2 separate regions of the Mus musculus genome follow, and region 2 is linked to region 1. A link is a loop called in an ENCODE intact Hi-C map of the cell type or tissue named here. Cell type or tissue: left cerebral cortex. All regions are shown on one strand. Links, peaks and the distances in the headings refer to the core of each region. The heading gives the core; the rest is flanking DNA. Region 1 holds the start of Pgr (progesterone receptor). Region 2 overlaps Gm32014 (predicted gene, 32014).

Region 1 (16,117 bases), core at 1-4,000:
ACAAATATGCACACATATGTAGCTTTGATTACTATAAACCCAGTGTTTTGTTTATTCAGGAGATATATATGAACACATCACTAGAGTAAAGCTGTTGAGAGGAAGAGAATCTCTCGCCAGTGTCATGGCTTGAGTACTGTTGAAAGTGTGAGTCACAGCATACACTTATAATAGCAAACCACGTTCACTCTTGGGTACTGTAGGCAATGCAACTGGTTAAAAGAGCATCATAATTTCAGGTGGAAAGAAAGGCCATCATTTCTTAGAAACGAGCATAACTAAGTGGATAAAGGATTGGATGGTCTCCATGACAATGAGAGGGAAGGGAGAATGAGGAGGAAGCTTCCTACCTTCCATTGCCCTCTTAAAGAAGACCTTGCAGCTCCCACAGGTAAGCACGCCATAGTGACAGCCAGATGCTTCATCCCCGCAGATTAAGCAGATCTTCTGAGGTAAGGAATCAAAGCCATACTGTGGGCTCTGGCTGGCTTCTGAATCTGGCCTTGAAATGCAAACAGATTCTGTTTAGTTTTAGGTACACTGCTATCTGATGAAGAAAGCTTTTCTAAACTGGTATCTATGAGTATCTTTAAAATAGAATCATAGTATTTATTTATAGGTTTTTTGTTTGTGTTTTAGTTTTTTGCTAAAGGTCTCCTCATGTAATTGGGTTGACTTTAAACTTGTTCCATATCAAAGCCTGGCCTTGAACTCATGAATTCCCAGCTTCCAAGTGCTGGAAACAGAAGCATTTGCCACCATTCCCAGTTTCTAAGGTGCTGGGGACAGAACTCTGGGCTCAGTGTATGGTAGGTAAGCAAAGTTTCTAGGAACTGATCTACATCCCCAGCTCCTAGGACCATAAACATACAAAATACATATATACTTACATGCATACACACATATACACATACATACGTATACACACATATTTGAATTTCAGTGCACTAAACTTGGTGCTTGATATCTTAAACTCCCTATAATGGATTCCTTGAACACACAAATCATTAACATTAATAAAAGGGGAACAGGTGCATCCTTCCATGTTCACAAATGCTAGAAACACTCCTTTAAAAAGAGCTCCTTATACAGAAGTGATTTTGCCTTTGGCAGATGAAATATGACCTCCTTCCTCAATGCTGGGTCACAACAAACACGGCTGAGCGTTAGGAATTTAACTGGAATTAGCACTGGTTCCGGTTTGAAAACTCTGGAACAGTTGATTGCTCCAACATATAAATATAGTTGTGACTTCAAGGCATTGTTAACACATTGACATTATTTTGCCTAGTCACTGCATCTGAGACTCTAAAACTTGAGCATGTTTTTTCCTTTTCAAGTCCATTACTTCAGTATGTGGGGAAAATGCTCTTGAAGACATATATGAGGGGAGTAAAGTTGTCTGCACCAGTGTGAGCGTTCCATGCTCTGGTCGCCTGCAATTGTTGTTTAAACCCACCATTCAAACACTTCCCTCCTGCAGTTTACCACACTCTTGATGTTCCTAGGAAAATCAGGCCAGAGACCTGTGCAGATAGATCCCTAAGGGCTTTCTGATTTCAGTTCTGAAGCCACAGTTAAGCCCCACCCCTTCCAGAAAAACTGGCTTTTACATCTCAGCCTCCCCAACACACACACACACACACACACACACACACACACACACACACACACACACGGAGGGGGGGGGTGTCCTTCTTACAAAGTATTTAATGAAGTCCCCAACAAATCCTCAGCACAATCAAAGATCTTAGAGCGAGGCCTCAGGGTTTGAACCTGGGTGCTCAGGCTTCAGGAAGTTTGCAGGCAATGTTTGGGAGAATGGTACACAATAAAATGGTATATCTGCACTCCCTTTTATGCCCGCACCACACACACAAATGTAAGAAAAAGGGAGGCAATGGACAATGCCTGTTGGGTCTCCAAAGACCAGCTCCACAAGCCCCCGCGGCCATCCTGCCACCCAGAGATGATGGGGGAATGGAGCAGGGCAGGGCTGCCTGCAAGTGCTCACCTCAGGTAGTTAAGGTATGGCGGGTAGACCTGGGGCAGGCTGTCCTTGAGCACCGCGGCCTGGTAGCCCAGCTGCGGGAGCCCATTGAGGCCGAGCGGCTGGTAGATGGCGGGTGCTGCGGCGGTGGCCGGGGCGGCCGGCAGGCTGTCCCGGGGTAGTAGGCAGGAGCCGGCGGCTGGGGGCTTGCACGGCAGTGGCGCGAACGAACCCTGCGTGGGCGGCGCGCCCTCCGCTTTGTACAGGATGCACTCCAGCGCGGAGCCGGAGGAGGACGCTGGCGACACCGCGGCGCTGCTGGGTCCGCCGGCCACCGCCGCTTCTCCGGGCCTGGAGGATGGCGCTCGCTGCGGCGCGGGTGCCAGCGGGAAGTCTGGGAAGGTGGAGGAGCTGGCTCCAGCCGACAGGTAGGGGCGCGGCGAGCGCACAGCAGCATCCGCGCCCTCCTCCTCCTCCTTGATCTTCAAGCCAGGCGTCTGGAAGTCGCCGTAAAGAGGGAACACGTCCTCTTTGGGGTCGCCTTCCAGAGGGTAGGTGCAGTCTGGGAAGTCACCGCAGGGCACCGGCGGGGATGGCGCGGAGGGCGAGCCCCTAGGCGGGGCAAAAGGGCCCTGGGCTGTGGCCCCGCCGTCGTAGCTGTCCCCCTCCAGCAGCTGCCGGGTGCGGGCGGCCAGGAGTGCGTGGTTCAGAGGCAGGATGGGCACATGGATGAAATCCACCACTGTGGTGGCCAGTGGGGAGCGCCCGGGGGCAATGGGAGAGTCTTGCTCCAAGGAGACCCTAGGAGCAGAAAACCGTGAATCTTCCTTTGGGACCAGAGTGACACCGCCTGGGGCCGCTGAGGCCGCGTTGGCTGCGACTCCTCCTCCGCTGCCGGTGCCTTCCAGTGCTCGAGGTTTGCTCTTTAGAAGCGGAGCTGCAGAGCCCTCGGTCTCCAGGCCACTGTCCTCTTCCACCTCCCCTGCAGCTGGCTGCGGGGACGGCTTCACCCCTGCCCCGGGCCAGTGAGCACTCCCCGAGGTAGGGAGCAACAGCTGCCTGGGTGGTGACAGTCCTTTGGGCAGCACCTTCTGTCCTGCTCCTGTCCCGGAGCTGTCGCCAGCCTTGATCTCTGGCCGACTCATGAGCGGGGACAACAACCCTTTGGTAGCAGGGACACTGCGGGGGTCTTCTGGAAGCTCTGGCCCAAAGAGACACCAGGAAGTGATGGCCTCGCAGGCTGGAGGGCTGGCGTGACTCTGTTCGGTCCCGGAGGGAGTCAACAACGAGTCTAAGACACTGTCTAAGAGTCTGCTGTCCTTCTCCGGGGCTCTGGAATTTCTGCCTCCTTCCCTATGAGTGGCTTCTACCCCAGAGAAAGCTCCCTCCACGTCGGACAGCGACTGCTGGTCCCCTGTCTTTCCGTCTGGGAGCTCGGGACCCCGGCAGGACCGAGGAAAAAGCAGCCCGTCCAGGGAGATCGGTATAGGCGAGACTACAGACGACACGTCCGAGTGCTGGCTCCCTTGGAAGGGACCTGAGTCCAAGCGTGCAAGCAAGGGGGACCCGATGTGTGGGGGGGAGGGCGAAGCGCCAGACGTGTGGAGAACCTGCGGATCCTTTGCCTGCAGCTCAGTCATGACGACCCAAGCTCCCCTTTTCTCCTCCCCTGTCTCCTGGGAGGAGGGAAAAGGGAAGGAGGAGGGGGTGCCGGTGATATAGGGGCAGAGGGAGGAGGAAGTGGGTGTAGAGTCGCAGGACCCGTGGGATCTCCACCTCCTGGTTGGGAGGGGCGGTCTTGGTCAGCTCCTGTCCTTACCCTCCACCCAGACGCAGAGGAAGGGTGGTAGTCGCGCTGTCCCGGTCGCGGTGGGGTGAGGACAGGAAGAAGTAGCTGGAGCAAGCTGGTCTGGTCTGAGAACTGGGAGTTATTCGAGAGACTTTTTTTCGTGTTTCTTCTTGAATGGGAGACCCGGAACTGGTGTGGCCGGTGCTGAAAAAAAGGACTCCCGCTATCTCCGGACTTCTTATGTTTGTTGAAACCTAGACATCCTAGGAAGTTTGCTTTACAGTCCTCACCAAAAACCTGGGGCTAAGACGTAGCCCATTCTTACTCGTTCTCCTGCAGCGACAGTCTCTATGGCTCCCTAGGTTCTCTACAATCCCAGCGAGTTCTGGTTGCAGGTTGCTCTAGTAAAGCTAAGAGAAGTTAGCAGAATGTCAGAATCCTCGCACCCGTAAATACTACAAAGACTGATAGTGACAGTCTAGACTGGCTCCATAGCTTTCTAGCAAGCGTTGGCGCTCTAGGAAGGCCCGCCCAAAGCCCCTCCCTAGCCAATCACTGGCTAGATCTAAATCTCTGGCGTTGGAATTCCAGCTACTCACTAGTCTGATTCCACCTGGAATATCAGATGCTTTGAGAAGAAATCTAAACATATCAGAATTTGTACTGAATTAAGAAGCATGCCAGCCCCACCCTATAAAAAGCAAAGTTGTTGTAAAGATTTCAGGATTTGAAAATATTTGTAAATATTCAACACAGACAGTGACATATCGTGACATTTTATTTTTTGTATAAAAGGTATAAAATGATCTCAAGTATTTTCATTTTATTACGTGTATATGTCTCTGGGAGTGTATGTTACATGGTTATATAGTTGCTCAGACGTCAGCAGAGAGGGTGAGAGCCCTCAGAGGTGAAGTTGCAGGTGCTCTGATATAGGTGCTGAGGTCCTAACTGGGGTTCTCTGCAGGAGCAGCAAGTGCTCTGTGTGTATATGTGTGAGTGCTTGCATGTGTCGCGTGCATATGGTAGTCTAAGACTAGCCCCAAAGAGTGGATTTCCTCCTTGAACCATGCAGATTCTGGAGATAGAACTCATCCTGAGTTTGACACTGAACAACCTTACTGGCTGCCTGTCCAGCCTTCCTCTAACACGCTCAAACTATTCTTGTGACAAGTGGGCCACCAATGTGACTTAGCAGTTAAGGATGGAAGACAGTTGGTAACACATCGCTGCCTGTATGGGGAGTTTGGACATTGAGTGTCATATTCTGTTTGTTCTGATTTTCATGAGGTTCTCTTCAGTCCTTACTAAATATCTACATCACATATTAAGTTTTCCACTGGGAAAGCTAAATGGCATTTTCTCCCCTCTATGTTTCTCTACTCTTAGAATAATTACCATTGAGCTTTAAGAATAAATCACCTTTAAAGTCATGAGAACACTGTGGAGGGGAGAGAGTAATATGATTTATTTTATACACCGTCATAAGCTGTCCACTCTCAAGCCCAGTCAGTGGATGCCGTGACACATCGCTATTCAAAAGTGAGTTAGTCGTTTGGGAAATGCCTTTGAGTGTTTCCAGGCCATTTTAATGCTGAAGCCTGCAGTTATTCTCAGCCAGGTCTAGAAGATTTGTGAAAGGCTCCAAAACTGCAGAGATGGCAGAGCTGCTGGAGGCAAGGTGCCTAGATGTCAATCACCAGGGAGGTGCTACATAGTCGTGAATTGCTGCTGTTACACTGGACCATTGGGCTTGGGTGTGGACTATTCCAGCAATGAGATATTGCTGACTAATTTTAAATGTGTGAGAATTAGGGAGGGAGAAGAGAATTCAAGGAAGCAGTTATTGTATGTCTTTATGGTATCAAATGGTAAAACCGGAGTGTGGGAGCTGGGGGTGGAGGCATTCTGGACAGTGCATAGAAATAAGTGTGGGAAGCAAAGAAATGAGGCTAGCAGGTAGTCTCCTATAGGAGCATATACATGTATAATGTATATGGGGAACCTTGACTAAAGACAGAGTAAGATATTGAAAACTTGCCTCCAAAAGTGCACACATTCCCTTTAAAATCTCTGCATACTGTCCTTCCTCCTCCTTTCTTTGCAACATTACTACCCACACAGTAACCGATGATCTGCATCCTATCACTGTACACTAGGACGATGATCTGCATCCTATCACTGTACACTAGGACGTCTAAAGATCCTTGTCTGCTTTACTAGGTGTTAGGTTATGCTCTGTCTTCGACATAAGTTTTTTTTTTTAAGACTTTATATCAACTGGCATCCCTTTTCAGAATAGTTTTAGATTCATAGCAAAATCTACCAGCGAATACAGAGTAACTGTGCAGCTTCCTGCATGTTGTTATTAGTGAGCTCAGGCAGGTGCATGGTTGTTAACTAATGCCCAGAATATATACAGTTTTCTTTCAATATCTGTTCTCTTTTCTAACATTCTACCTGTAACAACTTGTTTCATTGTTATCATTGTTTCCCAGAATCCTCTTGGCTATGATGGATCTCAGACATCCCTTGTATTTCATGACCTCGATACTCCTGAGAACTCTTGTAGGGTGACATTCTTTAAGTGGTCATGGCTCATGGATTTGGGAAGGAAAGTTAAACTTGGCAAGTGGTGTTTAAAGGGTTCACACTGACAGGACTCACAGTAGGCTGTTGGCCTTGAGCACCTGTGTGAAGCAGTGATTCTCAGGGTCCTTCATATGGGTATTAGTTCCACATTTGGGAAGTAAGTCACTATGAGCAGTAAGAGTCAATATGAGTGGAAGCATGTGGGAGCAGGAAGTTACATTCTCTACTCCAAGATGGAGCAATTAACTGAAAGCTTAATCTGTAATTCTGCATGGGTGAACACAGTTGAGCCCTAGTACCACTTTATCCGGTCTTTTGTGTAGACCACTATGATACACTTTGAGTACTCGGGGCTCCTTTGCTGTCCTCTGTGCCAGGTGACACGCTTTGTTGATCTGTGTGGCAAAGGTGCATGGGCATGGAGTAAACTATTTTGAATACTTTTTCTTTGGTTCTCTGGAGTCAATAAAAAAAGTTCTCTTTGGTTCTCCAAGCTTCTTTGGAGATGTTTTGCCTGCTACCTCTATCCTCCTAGAATCAGCCATTTCTCCTTGGAATTAAATTATTTTATTTGAAAAAAAAATGATATTAGAAATGAAAACTTCCACTCCAGTTTATATAATATGCTCTTCTTATTTTTGGTCCAACTCTTTGAGTTTCAACTATTTATACTAGAAATCAATAGTTTACTCTATTGCAAAGTTAGAAATACACTGAATGACTATAACATGTTGTGTTTGCCTATGCTGACAGTTGACAGTTGTATGGTTTATGATTGGCTAGAAATTTACCATGTGTATTCCTGTCTTTATATACATATGTTTTAATTTTTCTTAGAAAAGTATTCAGAAGTGAAATGGCTAGGCTATATTCATGTGTTCTGTGGCCTTCTTGTGATCTCCATGGACTTCATACATTGGCTGCATTGCCATCATCACAATCCTTGGAGATTGGGCTGCTGAGAAGGTAATGTATAATGGACAGTTGCTTAGTCACTCCTGCCCCATGGTAAGATTGTAAGAAGTATCATCTATGCACCAGAGAGAAAAATCTCCCCAGAAATTGAATCTGCCACTTGGATGATGCTCTGATCTGTGCAAGGTAGCTATCCTTCTGGTGTATCGAAGCTACCCATTGAAGAAATGGTGCTTTATTATAGCATTCCCAATGGACCTATACCTAGGTGTGCACACAACACCGTAGGTGTGCAGACAACTGTCAAATCACTTTCCACAGTGGCTGCCCCATTTTTCTTTCACCCTACGTTGCTGGAGTTCTAATTATGCCATAACCTGAGAAACAGTTGGTCAATATTTTTTTTTATTTCAGCAAATGTATGAAGTGTGTGAAGTAATCTCAGTGGGATTTTGGTTTTGCTCTAAAGACGTATGATGCTCACCTTCCTTCCCTTGTTTGTTTTCTGTATATCTTCTTCCATATATCTCTGGGTCTGAGCACATACTTATTGGCTTTTAAAGATTATCTGCTCAAAATGCTAAGAATAAGTGGCAAACAGATTTCTGGTATAGATTGGGAAGGGGGATCATTAACACCGCTTGTAGCTAGTTGGCAGCTACTAGGAAGAGGGAGTAATTGGGACTGGGTGTAGTCACTGGTAGCTTATGCATGATCAAGTGGAAAGCACCAACTAAACTCACTGCATGTAAAACAAAGGAAGAGACAATGAAGGTGGGAGGGAAGTTTGTTGGAGATAGCCAGGATTAGTAAGGGAGAGGTGGGGTGCTTAGGTGTGATCAAGAACATTGTATACATGTATGAACTTGTCAAAAACCATCTGCTAAGATACCTTTTAGCTCTTTTAGCAACTGATACAACTCATCGATGGGTTTAAGACCTCCAGGCATGTTCATCTTTAAGTTCTTTGTCAATTGGAACTGTCTGATAGAGATTATTTTGATCAATTTATGTTTTGATTGATCACATTTTCACTGTCAAAACAAATATAAAAAATCATTACTAAGGTGAGACTCTGAAGCTTTCTCTCATGTAGATTTTGCATTACATCTATGATATAATTAGATTTGACTTTTCATATGGCACAAAGTCTATCTCTGTGCCCACTTTTTGTGTGTATGGCTATCAAGTTTTTGACAAATTGACACAATCCAGAGTTACTTGGGAAGAAGGACCTCAACTGAAGAATTGCCTTTATCAGAATGAGATGCAGGAATGTCTATTGGGCATTAGCTTGAGCAGTTGAGCCTGGATAAGAAAAGTATCTGAGCATGAACGTGGTATAAGCCAGTAATCAACATTGGTCTGTGGTTGCTGATTCAGTTCCTGCCTTGGTTACCCTCAGTGTTGGAGCACAGCCCTTAAAATGTGACAAGCCCTTTCCTCCTCAGTGTTGTTTTCCATCAGTGTTTTATGACAACAGCAGACAAGCAGGTCCGGAAAAGCACTATCATTTAAAGAAGGGTTTCCTCGTAGGCATGCTTATGTATCATACGACTTAGGATCATTCCACGAGCTTCTCATTTGCTGTGGACTTCAAACACACCAAGTTTTCTGCAAGCTTTGTACCAGCTTTGATTTTAACAGCACTTGTGTAAACTTTGCACCTTGAAGGTAGTTTCTCTGTCTTCTGCCTTTCTTGAAAATTATTTTCCACTGTTATTCCATCATCTTTATTTCCTTCTACACCATCTTCTGAACTAGTGGCATGATTCATAGCTACCCTGAAATCAACATCTTGATGGGAATTAGAACTTCGTTTATAACCTTTCATTTCCTTATTCCATGGCTATTTAAATGTGTTGTATCAGGCTTTACTTATTGTCAAAGTAGATTAGTTAATATCTATTAAGATGATATAAGACCACACTGAGAGCCTGGAATTGATGTAATGCTTGGTAGAATTGTTCAAATGGTGGGTACTTTCCTGAATGTGTCTCTTCCAAGTTCTTGGTTGAATCACTCACCCACAATGTTACTGGATCTCTCTCTCTGATACAATCACAGTTTATCTGTTTTTCTCTCTCAGAGAGAAAGAGAGAGAGGGAGAGAAGGGGAGAGAGAGGGAGAGAGAGAGAGAGAGAGAGAGAGAGAGAGAGAGAGAGAGAGAGAGAGATGAAAAGTACACACTGAGATGGTTTCTAGCAGCACTCCAGGAAGTGAAGCTTCCTAAGAACCCAGACTTAGCCTAATGACCGTGGACTTCCAACTTCCCCAAACTGGGAGAGGCACAAAAACTGTAGGTGATCTTGTCTGGTAATCTTGCACACTCTCAACTATAATCTGCTAATAAGAGTAAAATTGATGATGACACAAGAAGTCCATATCCCTAAACTGAAGACTGGATAAAGAAAATGTGGTACATCTACACAGTGGAATACTATTCAGCTATTAAAAACAAAGATGTGATGAAATTTGCAGGCAAATGGATAGAAATAGAAAATATCATACTGAGTGAAGTAAGGCAGACTCAGAAAGATACCCATGGTATGTACTTACATCTAAGTAGATATTAGCCAAAAAGTACGGGGTAACCATGCTACAATCCACAGACCCAACAAAACTGAGTAATAAGGAAGGCTCAAGGGAGGGTGTGTGAATGTCACTCAGAAACAGAAATAAAATAGACATCAGAGGTGGAGGGAGGGAGGAAACTGGATAAGAGAAGGGGTGAGGATGGGAACAGGGATGGGGATCAGGTGTTGAGAGGCCTGGGAGTGAGGACAGAAATTGTTACCAAGCATTTCTGGGACTAGCAGGAGACCTTGGTAGGAAAAGGGGGGTTCCCAGGAGTTTATGGGGGTGACCCTAGCTGAGACTCCTGACAGCAAGTGATATGGAGACTGAAGTAGTACTCCCTGTAGCTAGGTGAGACTTCCAGTGGAGGGAGGAAAACATCAACTCACCCACAAAACCTTCAACCCAAAATTTGTCCTGCCTACAAAATGCTCAAGAATAAAGATGGAACAGAGATTGAGGAAAGGCAAACCAAAGAGTGACCGTATTTGAGACCCATTCCATGTGAATCCAACCCCTGACACTTAATGATACTCTGCTATGCTTGCAAAGAGGAGCCCAGCATAATTTTCTTCTGAGAGGTTTCATTCAACAGCTGATGGAAACAGATGCAAAGAGCCAAAGCCAAAAATCACATGGAGCTTAGGGAGTCTTGTGGAAGAGTGGGGGAAAATTGAGGGAGCCAGAGGGGTCAAGGACACCACAAAAAGACCTACAAAGTCAACTAACTTGGGCCCACATGACTCACACAGATTGAACCACCAACCAAAGAACATGCAACATGCAACACATTTGCAGCAGATGTGCAGCTTGGCCTTCGGTCCCCTAAAAATGGAGTAGGGGTTGTTTCTGACTCTTCCCTGCTATTGAAACCCCTTCCTCTATCAGGACTGTCAGAGCAGAGTGGTACCCAAAAGGGCTTCCCTCTCTGAGGAGACGGGGAGAGTGTAACGAAGGAGGGATTTGTAAGGGTGGACTGGGAGGAAGGGAGAAAGGTGGCTGTTATTTGGCTGAAAAGTGAATAAATAACTAATGAAAAAATAAAAGTTAACTATTTTTTTCCAAAAACTAATAAATAATAAACTCAGAATATTTTTGTAAATAATGGATTTGGCATTGGAATTGGAAGAATCCACAATTACTGTAAATCTGATATTGTGTTAGTACATCTACTTCATCTTATTACTTAGTACTGATATGAGCACATCCTTGGCTTCACTGAGGTAATAAGAAGCACATTTATACTTATTTGCATGGAAAATTTGTAAATCTTTTTTTCTTAAGAATCCTGCACAGCATAGAAAAAATCCTGTATGAAATACACTGACTAGGCAAAGCACTTTAAAGTGATCCTGCTCCAGAGTTAAATGAAACGTCTGCAGTACAGTTCACAGAGGACTTCAGCCCCAGCAGCCCCTTGCCACTCTGTTCACATCTTGGGAAAATATTTCTCTGAAGATGAGTTTTGTCAAATTCTTCACTATTGTCTCCCTTAATGCATTTCAGTAGGCAACTTCATTCACACTGAATCAATTTCAATGGATTCATTTTACTTAAAGAGTCTTCCTCTGACTATTTCAAACTAACTTAAATACAACTCATTCTTGTTTTAGAGATATGCTTTTTCTTTTTTCCTGATGAGTTCTGTTTTATTCATCTATATGTACATTTCCTCCAGAGTAAAATCTCTTAACAATATACATGACCTTCAAAGCATTAGGAAAATGCTTTCACTGTAAACAAGTCACCAAATTCTCCAGCTAAACTTTACTCTCACCAGAAGTCTGTCCATTGCTGGTGGACATGGTCCCTCATAGGTTTTCTGTACAGTGTCTGCTTATACCTTGGGGTTCCTTTTGTCCTCCAGAGCCCCTGAGTACTCTGGATTTAGCCTCCAAGTAAGGAAAATGGGCAGTTTAACATGGACCAAGCCTGTAAACAGAAATTACCCTTTATGGTAACCTTATACCATTCAGAGTTAGCTAACTAACCATATCAAACAACACTACAGGCTGGGAAAAGTGGTCAAATTAAGTATGCAAGAAAATAGGTGATAAGTTTCATAAACAGCTTGCAAACACCCATGACACTCTTTCTTCTCTTTCTTCTTTCCTTGTTTTAAGAATGATTTTTCACTTCTTTTAATTTAACAGTGTATTAAATAGACATTCAGTGACTGTTTATTACATGCTATGCCCATGTCTTTGTCATGGGCAATTGTGAATTGTGGTAGCATTTCTTATCTGGAGTTTGTCTAACATTACATGATAGGCTTCTTTAGCCCCTTGGCCCTTGTTGTTGAAGGTACATCCCAGGTGAATTTTTGTCTTCCCCCAACCCGCTGCCAAGGTTCCAAATACCACTTAATTAGCATTCTCCTTTCAGGGCCTGATTGCCAGAGGTTCTCACCAACCACAACTGTGGTCTGAGAAAGAAGATATCTGGAAAGATGGTTTGGGAATGAGATCATTTGATATCTGGATGTGGGGCCAATGCTATCACTGAAGGTAGGCGGAACATTGTCCTAGATATGTGACAGTCCTCTGCTAATTAAAACTTCTGCTATGAGATGTTAGGCTTGTAAATTTGTAGAAGAGAATAAGAAGCTTGCTCTGCATGCCAAGTATCTGTAAAAAAGAAAAAGAAAAAGAAAAGTAACTACAAGGGCATTGAAATCAAATGGCTCTTGCCAAATTCCTTCAACACTGGCAAAACAAGGAAAAGACTGAGACCAATTTACAGTCAGTTGAAATCCAGTATACAAACCCGTGGGTTCCCTCTGCAGCGTAAAGAGAGCATTATTGCTAGAAAAGGCAGGTCAGGGAATGTCAGATCAGACATACAATGGCCCACATTTTGAAGAAGGCACTTCAAAGTATGATAGAAAAGAATAAGACTTCTCTGATGTGATGACATAGATTTCAGGCACAGAAAGTTTCAGTCTCCTAAGCTTCAGTGACCCTTGCCTCCAGTTCTCTAGGCTTCTATTAATCTCCAAGTCCACAGAATTGGGATTTAGGGAAGGTCTGGTGTAGTATGCTCTACTAAGTATGTCCCATGCTACATTTACATAAGATGCTGAAGTGCACTCCATGTTGCTGTGGTCATTCTTCCACACTCTCAGAAAGCTACTGCGCATTCACCACACACAAAGTCACTGACTGCAGTGTGAGGAAGGCTTATGGAGATGGCACCACTGAGCCCAATTGCAAGTAGCCAACACATTGTACCAATGTGTCATTCTAAAACAGGTTGTATTAGTCTTTACTACAAACACCATACTATAAAGTAAATAGAAAGAATAGATCAAGATGTGCAAATATCACCAGAGGATCATAAAAATATGAAAATAAAAACAAGGCAGGTTGATGCTTCTCAAGGGTCACCATTGCCCAGGCCCCGAAGTGGGAGAAAATGTGGTAAAAATGTGGTAAAACCCAAAACAATGATTCTAAGGAATTCTAATGAGCTGCATTGAAAAGATAACCATTTCAAGTAAATCAGGAAGGTGATTCATGATCCAAATAAGAAATCTAGCTGTGAGATAGAGATCATTGAAAACAGCCAAACAGAAGCCCTCAAGTGGAAGAACTCCACTTATAAGATTCAAAAATGTAGCCCAGGACCTTAAGTACAGAGCAGCTCAAGTGGAAGAGAGACTTCCTGAACTTGAAAGCAATCTGCTAAGATATGTCAGTTGCATAAAACTCAAAGAAAAGCAAAAATGAAGAAAGTCTCAAATCTTATAAGATGTCTTTAGCAAGTACTGGCAGTATGGACAGTCCAGAACAGGAAAAACAGACATCAGCAAATACTGACATTATGATATTCCAGAACAGGTGAAATGGGCACTCACATCTTAGGCGATGGAATATCGCCAAACTTCCCTACTTATGACAAAGATATGACCATTTAGGCTCAGAGGTTTTTAGGCTCAGAGACCTCAGAGAGTTGACAGAAAATAGTAATAGAAAACCTTCCGGAGGCCAAAAGGTACTTCTCACTGTCCAAAGTGTAAGACAGAGAAAGAGTGTTGAGCAAAAAAAAAAAAAAAAAAAAAAAAACAATACCAAGTCCAGCTTCCCACAAAGATCCCCACTAAAACCACAGCAGAGTGTTTAGGAGACAAGAGGATGGCATTGTCAAAGCCCTAAAAAGGAAGAGGGGAGATTGTGGTAATAGTGGGGATGGAATACAGCAAAGCTACCCTTCAGAAACCCAGCAGACATGAAATCTTCCCAAGATCAGCAGATTGAAGGATTCATTCCCTTTAGACTAGCCTTACAAGGAACAAGGAACATTGCTGAGAATGAGACTGTCCCAGAATATTAACATGGAGAAGAAAAAAAGGAAGCACACCTTACCCAGAATGCCACTAAACTACAAAGACACGCAAGAGAAGAGTAAGAGGCACGTGGACAACACAGACAGAAACTGACACAGGATGGAATATATATATATTCAGAATAAATGTCCTAATTAAACAGTGTAGGTTGCTTGAACAAATAACATGAGCTTCACTCTTTCCTCTCTCACCATACACAAAAATCAACTCCAAATGGGCAAAAGACCCATATAGAAGACATGAGCTGGCAAAGTGACAGGAAGAAACTATATGATTTAAGATACAAATGTGGGGTGTGGGGGAGATGGCTCAGAGGTTAAGAGCACTGACTGCTCTTCCAGAGGTCCTGAGTTCAATTCACAACCATTTGTTATGGGATCTGATGCCGTTTTCTGGTGTGTCTGAGGACAGCTACAATATACTCATATAAATAACAAATAAATCTTTAATAACATACAAATATGAAAAATATTTTTATCAAAATTCATAAAATATAAACATCAAGTACAAAATAAATGATACTGAATCAGTCCATGAAATTGCTATAAAATTTAAGAAACACACAAAAAAAATGTGTCAAGAAGCAGCTAAGAAGATGGCAAAAGATGTTTACAAGATATGACACTTGACAAGTGTCATTAATATTTTAACTTAAGAATTTCTTGACAATTATTATTTCTGATATGACTACATACATCCAACAGTGTGATTCTATGTGCTTGTTAAATAACCACTGAAGAACATTTTTTTCTGTCTCACAACTTCAATTTTAGTTACATAGATTTAATCCAAGAGCACACGTATTACACTTTGAAGACTCAGTGGGACCTTTAAAAGTATTCATATGAGGCAGATATATTTTGGTAAGACATATATTATCATATGATCATATTACTACTTCAGAAATTACTTTTAAAAGCTTTTCTTTTCTTACCATCTGCTATGCATATTATGAACTTGGCCAACACAAAACCCTTGAGGCCAGCAGAATGGTGTCACTTCTGCCCTGTCTGTATTTAAACAACACAGCCCATGTAAACATGGCTTCATTTGATCTTGTTCCAAAAGCACTCACAAGAATTTGTCTATATTGTTTTGAAAGACCCACAATGTGAGGACTCCCCCACGTTCTGACTCAGGAGAGGCGACACCCCAAAATTACCCACAAGAAACGGTCTTGCTGCAAATTGCAAGAGGATTTTTATTCAAGAGCGCTCTCGGGCCCACGGTCATACACCACGCAGGGGTAGAGGACCGTGGCGCCCCAGTAGCTGAGTAAGGGGGTATTTAAAGGAAAAAAACCACAACTCAAGGAGGTGGGAAGGGCATTGTTGGAAAATACCAAAAATACCAGATAAGAGTCACAAGGAAGTACAAAGTCACAGGTGTCACAAGGAATACCTGGTAATTGTTAACTCTCAAGACAGTTTCTAAGAGCCCCTAACAATAGCACATTTGCATTGCAGCTTCCGGTAATGGTCAGGGTGACTTTTTTTTTTTTTAGATTTATTTATTTTTATTATATGTAAGTACACTGTAGTTGTCTTCAGACACTCCAGAAGAGGGAGTCAGATCTCATTACAGATGGTTGTGAGCCACCATGTGGTTGCTGGGATTTGAACTTCAGACCTTCAGAAGAGCAGTTGGGTGCTCTTACCCACTGAGCCATCTCACCAGCCCAGACTTTTTTTGAATGAATACTCCTTGAACTCAGGAAGTTGGTGGGTGGAGGAATGTCACTATCTGTTTTATGATTAGCATACCTTGGAGCACTGAGTTTACTACTCTTTCAGTTTCTTTGCTAATAATAAAAAGTTGAAATATTTTATTTAAAAAAATTGTTTGAGGATTTTAAACGTGAGTACTATATATATATCATTGCCACCCCTTCCTCTCCTCTTGCAACACT
Region 2 (16,117 bases), core at 4,141-8,140, 200 kb after region 1:
CAAACAGGAAGCACAAACAAACTGAGGGAGTCTGGGCACAAACCCAGTAATTTCTGTGTGATGTGTAAGCGTTACGACAGACTCCCAGAGGTGATCAAGAAACCGTCTGTCTGGGTCACCCACAGAAAGCTTTAGTGCAAAGAACAAGTGAGTAGCACGTTTTGAATACTTAGGAAGCATGACGACAATTTGAGATGTATTACCACACAGCTGTGGGAGATCCAGACCATTGGATGTCTAATGTGCTGTAAGGGCTACGCTTTTTTTCACTAATATGCTTTTATGAGCTTAAAAGTCATTTCAAATTCATCCACATGGGCATATGCTCTTATCAAACAAGTCAGGGATTGTCTACAGCCCTTGTGACTAGGGTCAAGGGTTTGCATTGCTCTTCTCCTGAGGGAAGGGTCCTTCCCCAGCTTGCTCACTGAATGAGTTCTCAGAACCCTGGTGATCCATTCACTAAAGCCCATCTTAATAAAAATGAAGAACTGTAGTTTATTCAAATTTCTTAATTTCCCTATCAATTTCTCCACCTACATAATGTATATGACCGTTATTTCTTAAATAGCACACTCAACAAGTAACCTATATTTCATCAGGATCTCTCCACAATAAAACAGCCCACAAAACACAAGCCAGGCCCAGTGCAGAATCTCTGAAGACAAAGGAGTGACCAGTGAAGGGATGGGACCCATTGACCATCTTTTCCTCTGTCCTCCCCTCCTTTCCTTCCTTCCATTCAACTGACTCTGCTCAGACTTTTGGAACATGTGCATCTTTCTAAGTTTCCAGCCATCATCTTAACCAAGGCCACCGTCACTCTTCCATTTCCAGATAGCTTCCTGACTGGTCCTCCAGCATTCCCCATGGACCCATAAGGCACTGCACAGAGAGAAGTGTGTAGCGGCTTGCTGCTGTGAGTTCCCTTCCCTCTGTCATAGCTGCCCATCTCTGTGGGCCCTCTTCATCCCTCTCCCTGCCCCCACCTTTGTCTTTATAGAAGACCACTCAATGATTTTTTTTGTTTGTTTGTTTATTTTGTACATGAAAGCTTGCTTTAGTATCTGCCTATGGTGCTTCCAAGCTGACAAAGGGAAACATTCTATAGCATTTGAAATGTAAATGAAGAAATACCTAATAAAAAATTGGAAAAAGTTAAAAAAAAAAAACAGTCTAAGGACTTGCTTTCCTTTCTTCTTCCCCTCCCCACCCTCATTCCCCTCCTCTTCTCTACTTTCCCTTCCCTTACTTCTTTCTTTTCCCATCTCCTTTCCTCCCACCCTGTTCTGTCCTGACTTCTCCACCACTGCTCTTTCGAAGTCTCTCTTTCTGTGGTCCAAGCTGACCTAGAGCTCAGTATGAGCTCAGCTGACCTTTAACTCTTGATTCAGTCTTTTAAGGGATGAGATACCATGCATGTATCACCACACCCTCCAAGTCCTGGTTTCTTTAGTACATTTTTTTTTCCTGTAATTTGTATCCAGCTCTCTAATTCATTGCTTCAAGAAATGAGGTTTAAAAAAAAAAAAAAGAAAAAGAAAAGAAAAGAAAAGAAGAGAAAAGAAAAGAAAAGAAAAGAACAGAGGTTTCTGTCCCACATCAACCCTATCAAATTATATGTCCCAAGGCTCTTCCCTTTCCCGGGAGAATATACATTTAAGAATAAATTCTACTCTCATATTCCTATCCAAAATCAGTTTTTAAATCATCTGACAACTAGGAAAACAAAACAAAGCTTTCAGACTATGTTTCTGTGTGGTCTCTCTGTGTGCACAACTGTATCTCTCCCTTCCACCCTTCCTTCAGTTCATTCTTAATAGGTTATAAATGACCCATGAGGGAGCCATACGGCCTATTCCCAAATACAGCCCACCCCAGATTAATCTTTGTGTGGTCTTAATAAGGTTTTAGATCACTGCCCTTACCCTCTTGGCCTTGTGATTTAAAAGGAAGTGGTGTTTGGGAGCTTAATGGAAATATCTATAAATGAGAGTCCCATTGTGCCAAACACTTTATATGTGAGCTAAAATTACACCCCTGTCTTAATTAAAAAAAAACACACACTCTCAATTTTAAGTAGAAATAATTGTGTTTTGCCTCTTCAATTCCATTTCTTTGTTTGAAATTTGCAGATGATATCACCTGTGTATGTAATGTGCAGTGTGATGATATGAAGCACAAATGCAAAAGACAAACAACCCCTAGTCCACCTTGCCTACATTCAGCACAGTATTCACGGAAGGTCCATGCCATACCATCTAGATCATGTTTTGTTTATAGTTCAGGTCTCTGATTTCCTATGAGCCAAGGATAATTTTGATCTTCTGATCTTCCTGCCTCTACTCCTTTAGTGTTGGGGAGTGAATCCAGTGCCTTATGAGTTCTGGGCAAGCATTCCACCACCTGAACTAAGCTCCAGCCCCACACCAGGCATTCTTACACGTGTTCTGCATTACACTGCCTTACCTGACACTGCCCTTCCCAAAATGGGTATCATGGAAGTAGGTTTCTTAAGGCTTTATTTGTTCAGCCAAACATGTCCATGGTTCAATACATGGAGAAAGCATGCATTAATGTGAAATGGATAAAAAAGTTAAAAATATTTTGACGTCAGAAATTTTCAGCATCTTTAAAGGGGGGGAGGTGTAGTGTCCAAAGCATTTATGAGTAGATTCTGTAAAAGTGTATGGGGTTAATTATTCTCCAGAAAACCTTTGTCCTCGTCATGCCTGGGGATGGGCTCACAGCCTAGGGCTGATAGGGAGAGCAAACCGAGAGGTCCTTCCCTGTTACCCTACATGGAGTGTTCTGCTGTCAGAGACCTCTACACAGGAAATGATTTGATTTTCAAGTGCCAGCTGCTTCTATGGTCACATTAGAGTGTTTAACTCTCGGGCCCTGCTTTACTTTCAGACATTACCAGATCCAGAGTATGAGACGCAGACTATTATTTTTACTCCCCCTCCTCAAGCTTCAGTTGTAACTCATCAAAAACAGAGCTCATGGTGACTGAGAACAATCAGGTCACAGCTTGAATTCTTTTTGCAAGGAAAAGATTGGATTATATCCCTGGTGTCTCCTCTGGTAACACTAACACTTCCAAGCTCTTGTTAAGGAAAGTGTTCCTGTTTGTGTGACACACCACCATACCCTGAGCCCACATGGCCCTTCTGTTTGCAGGCCTCCTGAGTGGTTGCTTATCTTTTAATCTATTGCATATTGTCACACAGTGTTCATCAAGCCAGACTCTGTCACTTGCATGCAGAGGCCTCCTGGTATGTTCTGTGGGCTAAGCAGAACTTAGAATGACATAGCTGGAGAGTTGGAGACAGGGAAATCATCTTTCATATTGCTCTCTGATATTTGGCTTTCATTCCCACATTAATGGGTATAGTAAACGTAGGCAGAGAAAACAGCCTGAATCAAATTTAAAACATTTCAGTGCTTGGTTGATGCCATTAATCCAGAGATCAAGGATTTTGGAGAGTTACTCTCGCTGGTGGTTTTCTTACAGTCTTGAGACTCAGTACAACAGTTGTACATAATTCAATAATTTTACTTTTCCTAACTCCAAAGTCAGTTCCATAAGATTAACCAACCACAAAGGGCTCTGTGGGATCATAAAGGGAACCATTCTCTTAGTGTAGAATATTTGTTGCTGCATAATTTTTAAAAGTTTCTGTTAACTTTCTTCCTGGACCACTGTAGTTTTGCTTCACTGGTTATATTTCTGTTTTTATCATTCACTTACTCCTATTAAGGATCTGGGGCCAAGACCTCTGTATAAGAACATAGGTGTATCAAGACACACCAGGCTTATTTCTCCACATATATTGCTCATTCTTTACATGCTCCCCTAAACTGAAGCATGTGGCCATTCTACATAAAACCATCGACCTTCTTTCTCTGTCCCCTTTGTGGGCACATGTAAAGAGAACTGTTTGTGAGGGTGCAACAGGGAGCAAAGGAAAGTGTTTATAAAACTGTGCAGACATGAGACAAATTTAAGAAAGTGTTCAAGAGGCTGGAGGGTTAAGAACCCTTGCTGCTCTTGCTGAGAACAAAGACACAGTTCCCAGTACCCACCAGGTGGTGCACAACTTGCTTTAACTCCAGTTCTAGGGAAATCTAATGTCCTCTTCTGGCCTCTGCCAGTCATACGAGCACACATGATACACATACATACATGCAGATGTATATATATATATATATATATTTAAATAAATACTTTTAAAAAGAAAATATTCCTAGTAAATAAACACTAGATGAATAGCCATGTTCAGAATTAGAGCATGGCAGAAAAATCCTGTCTTTGCCTTTGCCACACCTTGCCTTATGGCTTGGGTACCCAGGGTTCTTCAATGACCTCTTTGCCAAGGGAAACATTGACAGCCCTGGCCTGCAAAGACACGGGCATTCTAGCTGATTACATTTCCTAGAATATTCTTTGTGCCCAAAGGTAAATCTTATAACCCATAGAAAATCTTGCAAGTCTACATAATAATAACAATGAGATGAAATAAAGTTTCACTTGCAAGCTCTAATATCACAGTGAGGCTGAGTATATTCTCTAAAGAACAAAAATATGACAGCTCTTGGCAGGCTTGCCTCTTAGTACTGGAGATTCAAGACATGTGAGACTTTCATTTACCCGTCAATACTGTTCAAAGAAGTTCACAGGTGGGAGAAATTGGGCTTTCTTGCTGGAAATCTATTTGCATTCCTCACTATGGTGTATCTCCTTCAGTTATAATCTGCCTTATCTATATAATATAATATATATATATATAATCTGCCTTATCTATCAGCTAGAAAGTAAATCCCACTCTCAGTCATGCTCTGGGCTGCCGTCTTATGCATAGATATGTAACTAGCAAGCACATTAATTAGCCATTTATCTTCTGTTTTAAGCTAACTGTGGAGGGGCAGGAAGCATGTCATATCCCTCTCAGCCCTCAGTGCCTAGCACACAGCTGGGCACTTGATAAGAGCTCAGAGGATATTACTAAGATGCAAATGAATTGAAGGTGGCCTTGCTGGGCATGGAGACAGGTAAGAAAGGTATTAATTTTCCTTTGCTTTCCATTTCTTTCTATCCTTTGAAGAAAATTCACTCCAGTGTGTTTAGAAACATTGGTCTTCATTTTCCCATCTGCAGTTAGAGCCCGGTTAACTCTAGCCGAGACAAGCAAACAGCCACACACCTGACCCTCTTTACAGCTCACTCAAGAAAACCAGGCCTCCATCCTGGTCATCACATTGTGAAGGAGCCATTCTGGGCTCATACCAGTCACCAACAACTCTTTGTCCCTGTCAAACAGAAAAATAGATACATGGCCTATAGCTGTCATGAATTGCGGTGCCCATGCTACAAAGGACAAGCCGTTCCTTCTTTACAGTCAATCAAGCTAGTTATGGAAAAGCCATTAGGTCATCTCTGCTGCTCTTTCTTCTGCCTGCGTCAACCCCCTAACTTACCCCTGCAGGAAGTTGTCCAAGCCTAAGTAGTTATTTTTCTAAGTTAATGATGGCAGAGCAGAAACACTGCACTGATGGGAGACAGTGACATCCACGAGCAGATCTTCAGTATCTTGCCATCAATATCTTCCCTTTACACCTGTAACAGCTACTTAAAGCCAGCTCCTGTTCACTTTATTCATCAGCTCTTTCTAAAGCATCCACTGGGAAGATGAAGCTGCATCTATAGGCACTTCAAGGAAAGGGGAAACGCAAGCATTGACTGTGTCTCATTCCTGTTTTCTATGTGCATAGAAGCTGAGGGTTGTGGTAAAAGGGCCAACACTTTTCTAGTAACTCACTTTCTAGTGAGTTTTCAAGAGAAAAAAAAAAACAAAAACAAAACTCTGCCCGATCTGCAACAAAGCCTGATTGCCTGCAGGAAAATGTTCATATTGATGTCCTAAATTTCTTGCAAAGCTAACCTAAGCTTGTGGTCTTAGAAGTCTGGGAACCTCTCACCCAAATCTGCCTTTAGCGGCTGACATCAGAAGCATGGAACAAGCCTGCAGATGTGGACAATGGCGCCCTCTTGTGATGGACTTTGTCACATGCTGTTTGTTCCTGTCCTTGCTGCACAGCTGAAAAGACAATTTGTTCTTTTCCTAACTTCGCTGCAGATAGACAGGAGCAACTTGACCTGAGTCTGCGGATGACTTCAACACTCTCCCATTTAGACACTATCTTCTCTGCCATTATATTCTTGCATTCAGAAAGTACTAGTCTTTGCCGTAAATGAGTTGGGCTTTCAGTTCTGGTTTTAGGAACAATGGTTCACCTTCTTTACTCTCAGCCTCCATGTGGGGACCACTGTGAGAATGAGGTTAAAATAGTATGCAGCAGAGTGAAGCACCTTAGAGAAAAAAAGGATCCAGTAGACAAGGCTTTAGCATAAGGCCACTCTTTTTTTTTTCCAATTTTTATTAGGTATTTTCTTAATTTACATTTCAAATGCTATCCCAAAAGTCCCCTATTACAACCCCCCACCCCGCCCCCGCCGCTCCCCTACCCTCCCACTCCCACTTCTTGGCCCTGGTGTTCTCCTGTACAGGGGCATATAAAGTTAGCAAGACCAAGGGGCCTCTCTTCCCAATGATGGACAACTAGGCCATCTTCTGCTACATATGCAGCTAGAGACACGAGCTCTGGGGTACTGGGTAGTTCATAATGTTGTTGCACCTATAGGGTTGCAGATCCCTTTAGCTCCTTGGGTACTTTCTCTAGCTCCTCCATTGGGAGCCCTGTGATCCATCCAATAGCTGACTGTGAGCATCCACTTCTGTGTTTGCCAGGCCCCGGCATAGTCTCACAAGAGAGCTACATCTGGGTCCTTTCAGCAAAATCTTGCTAGTGTATGCAATGGTGTCTGTGTTTGGTGGCTGATTATAAGATGGATACCCAGTGCAGCAGTCTCTGGAAAGTCCATCCTTTCATCTCAGCTCCAAACTTTGTCTCTGTAACGCCTTCCATAGGTGTTTTGTTCCCAATTCTAAAAAGGGGCGAAGTGTCCACACTTTGGTCTTTGTTCTTCTTGAGTTTCATATGTTTTGCAAATTGTATCTTAGGTAATCTAAGTTTCTGGGCTAATATCCACTTATCAGTGAGTACATATTGTGCGATTTCCTTTGTGATTGGGTTACCTCACTCAGGATGATGCCCTCCAGATCCATCCATTTCCCTAGGAATTTCATAAATTCATTGTTTTTAAAAGCTGAGTAGTACTCCATTGTGTAAATGTACCACATTTTCTGTATCCATCCCTCTGTTGAGGGACATCTGGGTTCTTTCCAGCTTCTGGCTATTATAAATAAGGCTGCTATGAACATAGTGGAACTTATGTTATTATTACCAGTTGGAACATCTTCTGGATATATGCCCAGGAGAGGTATTGCTGGCTGTACTATGTCCAATTTTCTGAGGAACTGCCAGACTGATTTCCAGAGTGGTTGTATAAGCTTGCAATCCCACCAACAATGGAGGAGTGTTCCTCTTTCTCCACATCTTCACCAGCATCTGCTGTCACCTGAATTTTTGATCTTAGCCATTCTGACTGGTGTGAGGTAGAATCTCAGGGTTGTTTTGATTTGCATTTCCCTGATGATTAAGGATGCTGAACATTTTTTCAGGTGCTTCTCAGCCATTCGGTATTCCTCAGTTGAGAATTCTTTGTTTAGCTCTGTGCCCCATTTTTAATGGGGTTATTTGATTTTCTGGAGTCCACCTTCTCGAGTTCGTTATATATATATATTAGATATTAGTGTCCTATCAGGTTTTGGATTGGTAAAGATCCTTTCCCAATCTGTTAGTGGCCTTTTTGTCTTATTGAAAGTGTCTTTTGCCTTACAGAAGCTTTGCAATTTTATGAGGTCCCATTTGTAAATCCTCAAACTTACAGCACAAGCCATTGCTGTTCTATTCAGGAACTTTTCCCCTGTGCCCATATCTTCAAGGCTTTTCCTCCCTTTCTCCTCTATAAGTTTCTATGTCTCTGGCTTTATGTGGAGTTCCTTGATCCACTTAGACTTGACCTTAGTACAAGGAGATAGGAATGGATCAATTCACATTCTTCTGCTTGATAACCACCAGTTAAGCCAGCACCATTTGTTGAAAATGCTGTCTTTTTTTCCCTAAATGGTTTTAGCTTCCTTGTCAAAGATAAAGTGACCATAGGTGTGTGGGTTCATTTCTGGGTCTTCAATTCTATTCCATTGGTCTACCTGTCTGTCGCTATACCAGTACCATGCAGTTTTTTTTGTTTTTTTTTTTTTTTATCACAATTGCTCTGTAGTACAGCTTTAGGTTACGCATGGTGATTCCACCAAAGGTTTTTTTATCATTGAGAAGAGTTTTTGCTATCCTAGGTTTTTGTTATTCCAGATGAATTTGCAAATTGTCCTTTCTAATTCGTTGGAGAATTGAGTTGGAATGTTGATGGGGATTGCATTGAATCTGTAGATTGCTTTCAGCAAGATAGCCGTTTTTACTATATTGATCCCACCAATCCATGAGCATGGTCTTTCCATCTTCTGAGATCTTCTTCAATTTCTTTCTTCAGAGACTTGAAGTTCTTATCATACAGATCTTTCACTTCCTTAGTTAAAATCACGCCATGGTATTTTATATTATTTGTGACTAATGTGAAGGGTGTTGTTTCCCTAATTTCTTTCTCAGCCTATTTATCCTTTGTGTGGATAGAGGCCATTGATTTATTTGAGCTAATTTTATATCCAGCTACTTCACTGAAGCTGTTTATCAGGTTTAGGAGTTCTCTGGTGGAATTTTTAGGGTCACATATATACTATCATGTCATCTGCAAATAGTGATATTTTGACTTCTTCCTTTCCAATTTGTATCCCCTTGACCTCCTTTTGTTGTCTAATTGCTCTGTCTAGGACTTCAAGTACTATGTTGAATAGGTAGGGAGAAAGTGGGCAGCCTTGTCTAGTCCCTGATTTTAGTGGGATTGCTTCCAGCTTCTGTCCGTTTACTTTGATGTTGGATACTGGTTTGCTGTAGATTACTTTCAACATGTTTAGATATGGGCCTTGAATATTTGATCTTTCCAAGACTTTTATCATGAATGGGTATTGGATTTTGTCAAATGCTTTCTCAGCATCTAACGAGATGATCATGTGGTTTTTGTCTTTGAGTTTGTTTATATAGTGGATTACATTGATGGATTTCCGTATATTAAACCATCCCTGCCTCCCTGGAATGAAGCCTACTTGGTCAGGATGGATGATTGTTTTGATGTGTTCTTGGATTCGGTTGTCCCTTGCTCTAGGTAAAGGGACACTATAGCCAAGTGGCACACAGATGAGGAGGAGTGCAATCATTCTTAACAATTCTTTGTTCAAAATTAGTCAAAATTTTGTCAAGGAAAATTAAACATTTACTCTGCACATTTACCAGATTCTTCTGTGTGTGTCTGTATCTAGACCAGATAATGAGCAGCCAGTGGAGCACTGGGCCACACCTTGACCAGAACTGTTCAGATCTGCATATACTTGGCTCACTAACTAAACTTTGGTCTCACTTCAGAACATCAAAGGTGGACCTATGAGGTCATGAGGAATGCGGCCTCAAATTTGTTTATCCTTCCCAGTGTCTGCTTCCCACCCTTAATTCATCTCTGTCTCCTGAGGGTGAGCCACGGAACCTGGCTTGGATCACAGGTTATAAGCCCCAAGTTCTGTGGTCAGCGGCAAACCTTGGTCTCCAGATTCTCATTACAGTGTATGTTATACCTCTTGAAATAGTGAAGGGAAATCCACACAAAACCAGCTTCAGCCTAAAGCATCTCTTAGGGTACAAGGGCCAGGTTTTTCTTTGTGTCTCAGCATTGTTTTGTGTGCTTACATTCAGTCACAATAAGTACATGGCCTTTCTTAGTCCTGGGTATGGTAATGTAAAGCCATCTCTTGGGGGCTTGTGTGTCTGTGGCTTTGGGATGTCACAGGTCCTGTAAGCTACAAGTTTTCCCCTAGGGCTGTGAAAGTGTGTGTGAGGGGTGGGTTGGTTTTCTTGCCAGGGTAGGAACTGAAATTGAAGCTGAAAATGAACCGCCTCAACACTAAACATGCACACATCCTACTGCAGAAAGAAAGGCAGCCACAGCCCTGGGGTACTGGCATGCCAACTCTCACTCCTCACTCCCTCCATGTCTCTGCTGTGCATTTAAAGCCCAAAGCTCCCAAATACTCTCTGTGTGGCTTTGTTCATAGTCTGTGGATTGGATTGAGCTTGAGTGCTGTCATCTCTTCCTAAGAAGTAGCATCTACGTGATGGAGTTTTCATGGAGATTTGAATAAATAAGGCAGATAAAGGAAGACCTGGCATGAACTCTACCTGGCCCCTATGTTTAATAGATGACAATTGTTGTTATTATTTCTAAATTATATGCAGTATATTATTTCTAAATTTTATGCAACACAAAAGAACTTTTTAATGGCAACAATTAGGTGATAAAATAAATTAGTTAAAAAAATCAGGTCTCTGTAGTAAGATGCTTGCTGTGTAAGAGAACCTGAGTCCAAATCCCAGATGTCCAAAAGTGTAGGTGTGGCCATGTGTGCACCTATAGCCTAAGCACTGTGCAGACAGAGACAGTAGGGAGGCTGGGGCTTGCAGACTGACAACCTGGCTCTAGGTTCAGTGAGAGAGTGCATCTCAACAGGACAGTGAAAGTGACTGAGCAGAATATGGATGCCTAGTGTCTCCACTGTCTTCTCAGTACCTGCAGACCATTGACTGTCTCCCTACACCTATCTCACCTACACCTACACACACACACACACTTCACACATATACCACATATGCACACAAACATCGCATACCACACACACAGTACATAGATATATCTCAGGTACACACACAAACAACACAAAGCAGATCACACACACACATACACACACATCACCACACACAGTATGCACACATACCTCATAGAAACACACACACACAGAGCACATATTACACACATCAACACACACACACAGAACACAAAGCACATATTACACACATCAAAACACACACACAGAACACACAGCACATATCACACACATCAAAACACACACATAGGCCCACACATAAAACCCTTTATTATTTTATTGTGCTTTTTGTTAAATCTGAGCATGTAAGCCTTCACAATTTAATATTTTAGTGCCATCCAACTCACTGCTGGGAAAACCCTGTGAAGGGTTGGGTAGAAGACGATGTCAGGCCTTAACTACACTTGCTGTTTAGATGGTTTTCAGAGCCCATCTCAAATGCCAGGATTAGGAGCACTGAGAACCTGAGGTGATCTCAGACAGCTGTAGAGCCAATCTGTGTCATAATGCTCTGAACTGCTAGACAGCCTGTACCAGGGCACTCTGTCACTCAGCTGCCCATCCAAGCTCGCTCCTTGCCCCTGATTCAACCAGGCCAGCTAAACGAAGGGCTGCAGCCATGACCTTTGCCTTGCCAGACAGTGGTGCTAGAGAGTGAAATGGAACAGAGATTATTACTGTATGATGCTGCTGCTTCAGTCTTGTGCCCTGAAGCCAATTTCTGGAAATAAAAGAAGATATTTCACATTTGTTTTTTTTTAAGAGTTTTATGGACCTCCTGATGTAATGACTCAGTGGGTAGAGCTACTTCCCATCAAGCCAGACTGCTAGAGGTCAATACCTGGACTCCCACATATCAAAGGAGGAAAGCAACTCTGTCCTATGACCATATCTATACTGTGGCACATGGACATAAGGGCACGCACACATGCTATAGACAGACAGGCAGGCAGGCAGGCAGGCAGGCAGGCAGGCAGGCAGGCAGATAGACATCATAAGAATCCAATAGGCTTTCTTTTTGACATAAGGATTCTGAGGCTAGTCCTTTGCTGAACATGCAGGGAGATTAGAAACGTGAAGGGTTCTTCTAATTTAGCACCAGGCAGTCTCTTGATGCTCTAGCACTGGCTTCTAAGAGTTCACCCTTTAGTTAGGTCCAAGTTTGTGACCTGCTGGTGGCAAAGAGCACATGTGGAAGGAAATATGGGGAAAAGAGGAGGGGAGGAGGGGATGAGGGGAGGAGGGGAAAAGGGAGAGAGATGCAGCTAGCCATTGTAAGGAACTATAAAACAGGGGGTGAGATCAGAGTGTGACACAGATGTGAGGTCAGCAAAGGACCACACTTTGCATGGGAGGTCAGATAAGCCTGCACTCCCTGTAACACACCAAACTGCATCAGAGTGGTAATGCTGTTGGGAGATCAGGCAGAGTAAGAAAGGCAGACACTCCAGGCAGCAAAGCCATGCTGCCCTAGCTGACATCAGTATCCTGCTTTGCATCAGAGTGGAATCCATAGCCTTCCTGTGTCCTTCTCCACCTCCACCATGCTCAGTGGACTGTGGCCCTCCACCCTTGGTCCTTCAGTTCTACTATACCCATCCTGTGCTCTGACCTAAGAGTCTTTTGCTTAGGCTCTTCCTGCCTGGTACATTTTCCATCTGCTTTACTCACTTCTCTGCCATCTTCAGATATTTTCCTACTTAAAACTGACTTACTAACTTGTCTTCATGATTCCTTGGAGTAACGATGTAATTTTACTGATGGTGGGTCTTCAGCCTCCTGGCTTCCATGTCCATGGGAAGGCAAAAGTTTTCCTTGTTATCAGCCTCACCCAGGTGAGCCTCTAGGGTACACAGCACTTGGGGGATATTTATGGGATCACAAATGAATCAGTCACCTGCTACTCATCAATCCAGTCTGTAGTGAGGGTAGACCTCCAAGGATCCCTAAGTTTCAAGCCTGAGAAATAACACACGTGTTCAAGGTAGTCAGGAACCCCATCGCGGCAGGTGAGTGAATTCATGATGTAGTAACCTACCTGACTTTTGCAGAAGACTGCAGACCAATGGATAAGCCATGAAGATACCAGAAAACATACATAGAAGTGTGTCTTCACTGGAAATAGCAGTAAATGTGCAAGCAAGACCATAGTGGACATTGGAGCTAAAACAGAACAGTATTTGCTAATGACAACTCACACGAATGGATATGTTGTCTCCTTGTGGTTCTGGAACTCTGTCCTGTGTTTATGTCCTCTCTACATCCTGGCAGTGCTCTGTGTGAGGCTCACCTTGGTATCTGGTAACCCATATGCATACCTTGAGTCTTGTTTCAAGATTGTTTAATAAGCATGTAAATAGCACTTCACAATTTAGTTGTGACATTGTGGGTAGACAACATACAAAATATAGATAAGGCCTGTTTCCTGGCAGTATCATCCAGGTGAAATTCTTAAAGACAGACCTTCTACATGTCTTATTCAATCCACCCTCCAACCCCTGACCTGGCAGGGTTCAGGGATATTTCAGCAGTTTCCCAGATTCCCAATAGCACCCGGGTTTTTCTTCCAGTCTTTCTCTATCTCTCCATCCATTTCTCTAGGGCCCCACAGCAACAGTAGGCTTCACCACTTCCTGTCTGATCCTCCAGGGCCTTGTCACAAGCCTGCCTGAACTGTGTCACTGTGACCTCCCAGTCTAGATAGAAAACAATGTGGTCTGGCCAACAACCACATATAAAGGAAACAGAACCCTCATCTGGCCAGGTTTGTGCAGAAAGACAGAGATAGTTGCCCGAGTATTGGAGCCCCATGCCCCTCATGAAGTCTTGGTGCCCAGGAAGCCTGAAGAGAGTTACTGAGATGCCACTGCCAAAATATTTGGCCAGCATATCCTGACTTGGTCCCCTTTGAAGTCTTTCTCTGCCTAGAAATTGTCCTTTTGTTCTCCTCCTGCATGAAGGCTGCCAGCCCTACTGAGGTTGGAAGTGGCACCAGAACATTCATTCATTAAACACAACCATTCATTAAACATCCTTGCATCTACTAAAATGTACTTAGATCTCTGATAGTGTCTGCTAAATAGCTCCGGGTCTCAAGCTTATGCAAGTTGTGGTTAGTTAGTTAGTTAGTTAGTTAGTTAGTTAGTTTTTATGGCCATGAGAATATGAATTTAGACCACAAGCCCTTCAAAGGGTGCTTCTTGGTACATTGCATAAAGTATGTGCTTCATTCTTGGGTTCACTGAGGCTATCCAATACTTCCCTGCATCTCTCAGGCCAGAGACGTGCTGTGATGTTTTAATCCTACTAATCTGAGTTATAACCCCACTAAAACTAAGAGAAAATGCAGAGTGCCCAAGCAAATGAAAGCAACATGCTGACAATAGAGCATGGTCTGATGTCATTACCCAAAGCAATACAAGTGACTGTGTGGAGTTGAAGCAGAGTCTTCTCAAACAAGCACCTTACCCAACTGGAAGTCTTTTTGACATGTAAAACCAACTCTTCCCCACACCAGAAAACACACATGTAGGGGCTTCTCCTGATGTATTACAGTGTTTTAAAGGGCTGTATGTTTCAGAATTCTAGTAGGGTATGAATCATCTTAGTTACTGTCATGATTGTAAATGGAATAACTGAAGAAGCCATGAATTCCTTGTGCTTGCTTGTTTAGGAGTTTTGCTAAGCCTAGAACAAAAGTGAACATCAGACACTGCCTTGTAAGGCACATGCCAAGACACTTTGAGGGCAGTATTACTGCAGTAAAGTGAACTTACCATGCATTCCTGTTGGATAGTTTGTAATCCTACCAAATTCTGTAAAATACTCAAAGGATGCAGTCCTCTAATAGGACTGTAGAATGAGGAATTCAAGACGATGTAGACTATCTTATTGGTCACAGCTTGCAACCAACAGATTAGTGTTCAAATCTAATGTTTAACCTCAGGATAAATGAACCTCTGGAGATCGCTATGACCAGAGTGGTGGACATTGCCATAACCACAGGTGAAGGAGGTTGCTATAACCACATAGTGTCAAAACTTTAGACCAGACCACTAAAAGGGTTGTGTTTCTTACAACCAAAACCAAACTCTGGATCTCAATATATTAAACACTTTTATCCTATATTGTCAATACTGATTTGTCCAGAATAAGAAATAGTCAAAAGGCCATGGGGACCTGGGAAGATCCACATACAGGGCTCCCATATGGAACTTCATTGAGCTCCTAACCTAGCAGGAAGAGGCCAAGAGTTTAATAGAAAAAGCTTAAATACATCCTATGGTCATGCCTGACTGTACTGAAGATGTATCAGAAATATAATAAGGTCCCAGAACAAACAGCATCCAGCAGAAGTGACATGCTAAGATGGGCCATGAACAAGAAGAGGCCCTTCCCATTGATGAAAACCATGAAGATGGGACCATGCTGCTGAAAAAAGAAAAGAAAGAAAAAAAAAAACAAACAGATAGGTGTCAGCAGGAACTAACAGGTGTGTTAATTTGCTATTGCTTTCTTGAATTGCAGGATAACTTCTTTTTTCTACAAAACAGAAGGAAGAAGTGAATAATTTAAATTCATATGCCTCAAGGAGGACTTGAAAACATGCCAGGGATCAGCCTGCTGGCATCTGCACAATATCCAGGGTGTCTTCTAAGAAAGAAGAAACCACAGACCATAGCAGGAAATTCGAACTTAACAGAATCTTTTCAGATTTGCTTCTTCACTGAGGATCTAGAAGGTTCTAATGAACATTCACAGTTTCCTAAGAAGAGAGGAGCCCCTACCCCTCCCTGGCAACCCCTGGATCTGTCACCAAGAGCCCACTTAGTCAGCTCTGTGTCGAATGCTGCTATTGAAAGCAGTACCTAGAAGATTCCAACAACTACCACAAGCTACCAATAAACGTTTTATGAGTGGGATCTAACAGAGTCCTCATCCCAAACAACCCCTCAATGCCATTATTTAAATGAATACATTATTAGGATCCAAAATAGAAAAGTACCATGAAATTATCCCAAATGAACAAAAATGTTCAAATGTGACTCCTCTATTTTTAAGCATGAGAGACATGTTGCCTTAAGGTCAGTCTTATCCTAAACAGAGAGAACTCCTCTGTTATTCTTTTCTGAAATTCCAGCCGGGGGCCTCAGGATCCTTCTTAACTCTGTGCTCCAGGTATGATATAGCAGATGATCAGAAAACATTAGTCGAAACCCAAATGGCACTTGGTTTTACTTGGCTTAAGATGGAAGAAGCTAAGACAA

The links. Hi-C counts contacts between places; a loop is a spot of excess contacts. Peaks named below come from ENCODE experiments on the same cell type or tissue, not always from the same donor. Only the 100,000 strongest peaks of a DNase experiment are listed, where the experiment ranks them.
Region 2: it touches region 1 in a loop (3-fold over the local background); 2 of 42 quality-filtered maps call a loop at or near these places.

The regions. Positions count from the first base shown.
Region 1 is chr9:8,887,981-8,904,097 of GRCm38, reverse strand. Pgr (progesterone receptor) reads right to left here and starts at 4,265. Exons shown (of 8, transcript NM_008829.2): 1 at 2,015-4,265; 2 at 351-502. The coding sequence starts at 3,630. In left cerebral cortex, for the core only: a CTCF peak has its summit at 2,258; DNase peaks (open chromatin) are centred at 2,301, 2,841, 3,550, 3,866 and 1 more place; H3K4me3 peaks cover 3,110 bases; H3K27ac peaks cover 1,737 bases.
Region 2 is chr9:8,690,803-8,706,919 of GRCm38, reverse strand. All of the region lies in intron 3 of Gm32014 (predicted gene, 32014), which reads left to right. Among named protein-coding and RNA genes, the nearest start is that of Gm32014, 42 kb to the left of the region's middle. In left cerebral cortex, for the core only: a CTCF peak has its summit at 6,055 (motif pointing left); a DNase peak (open chromatin) is centred at 6,050.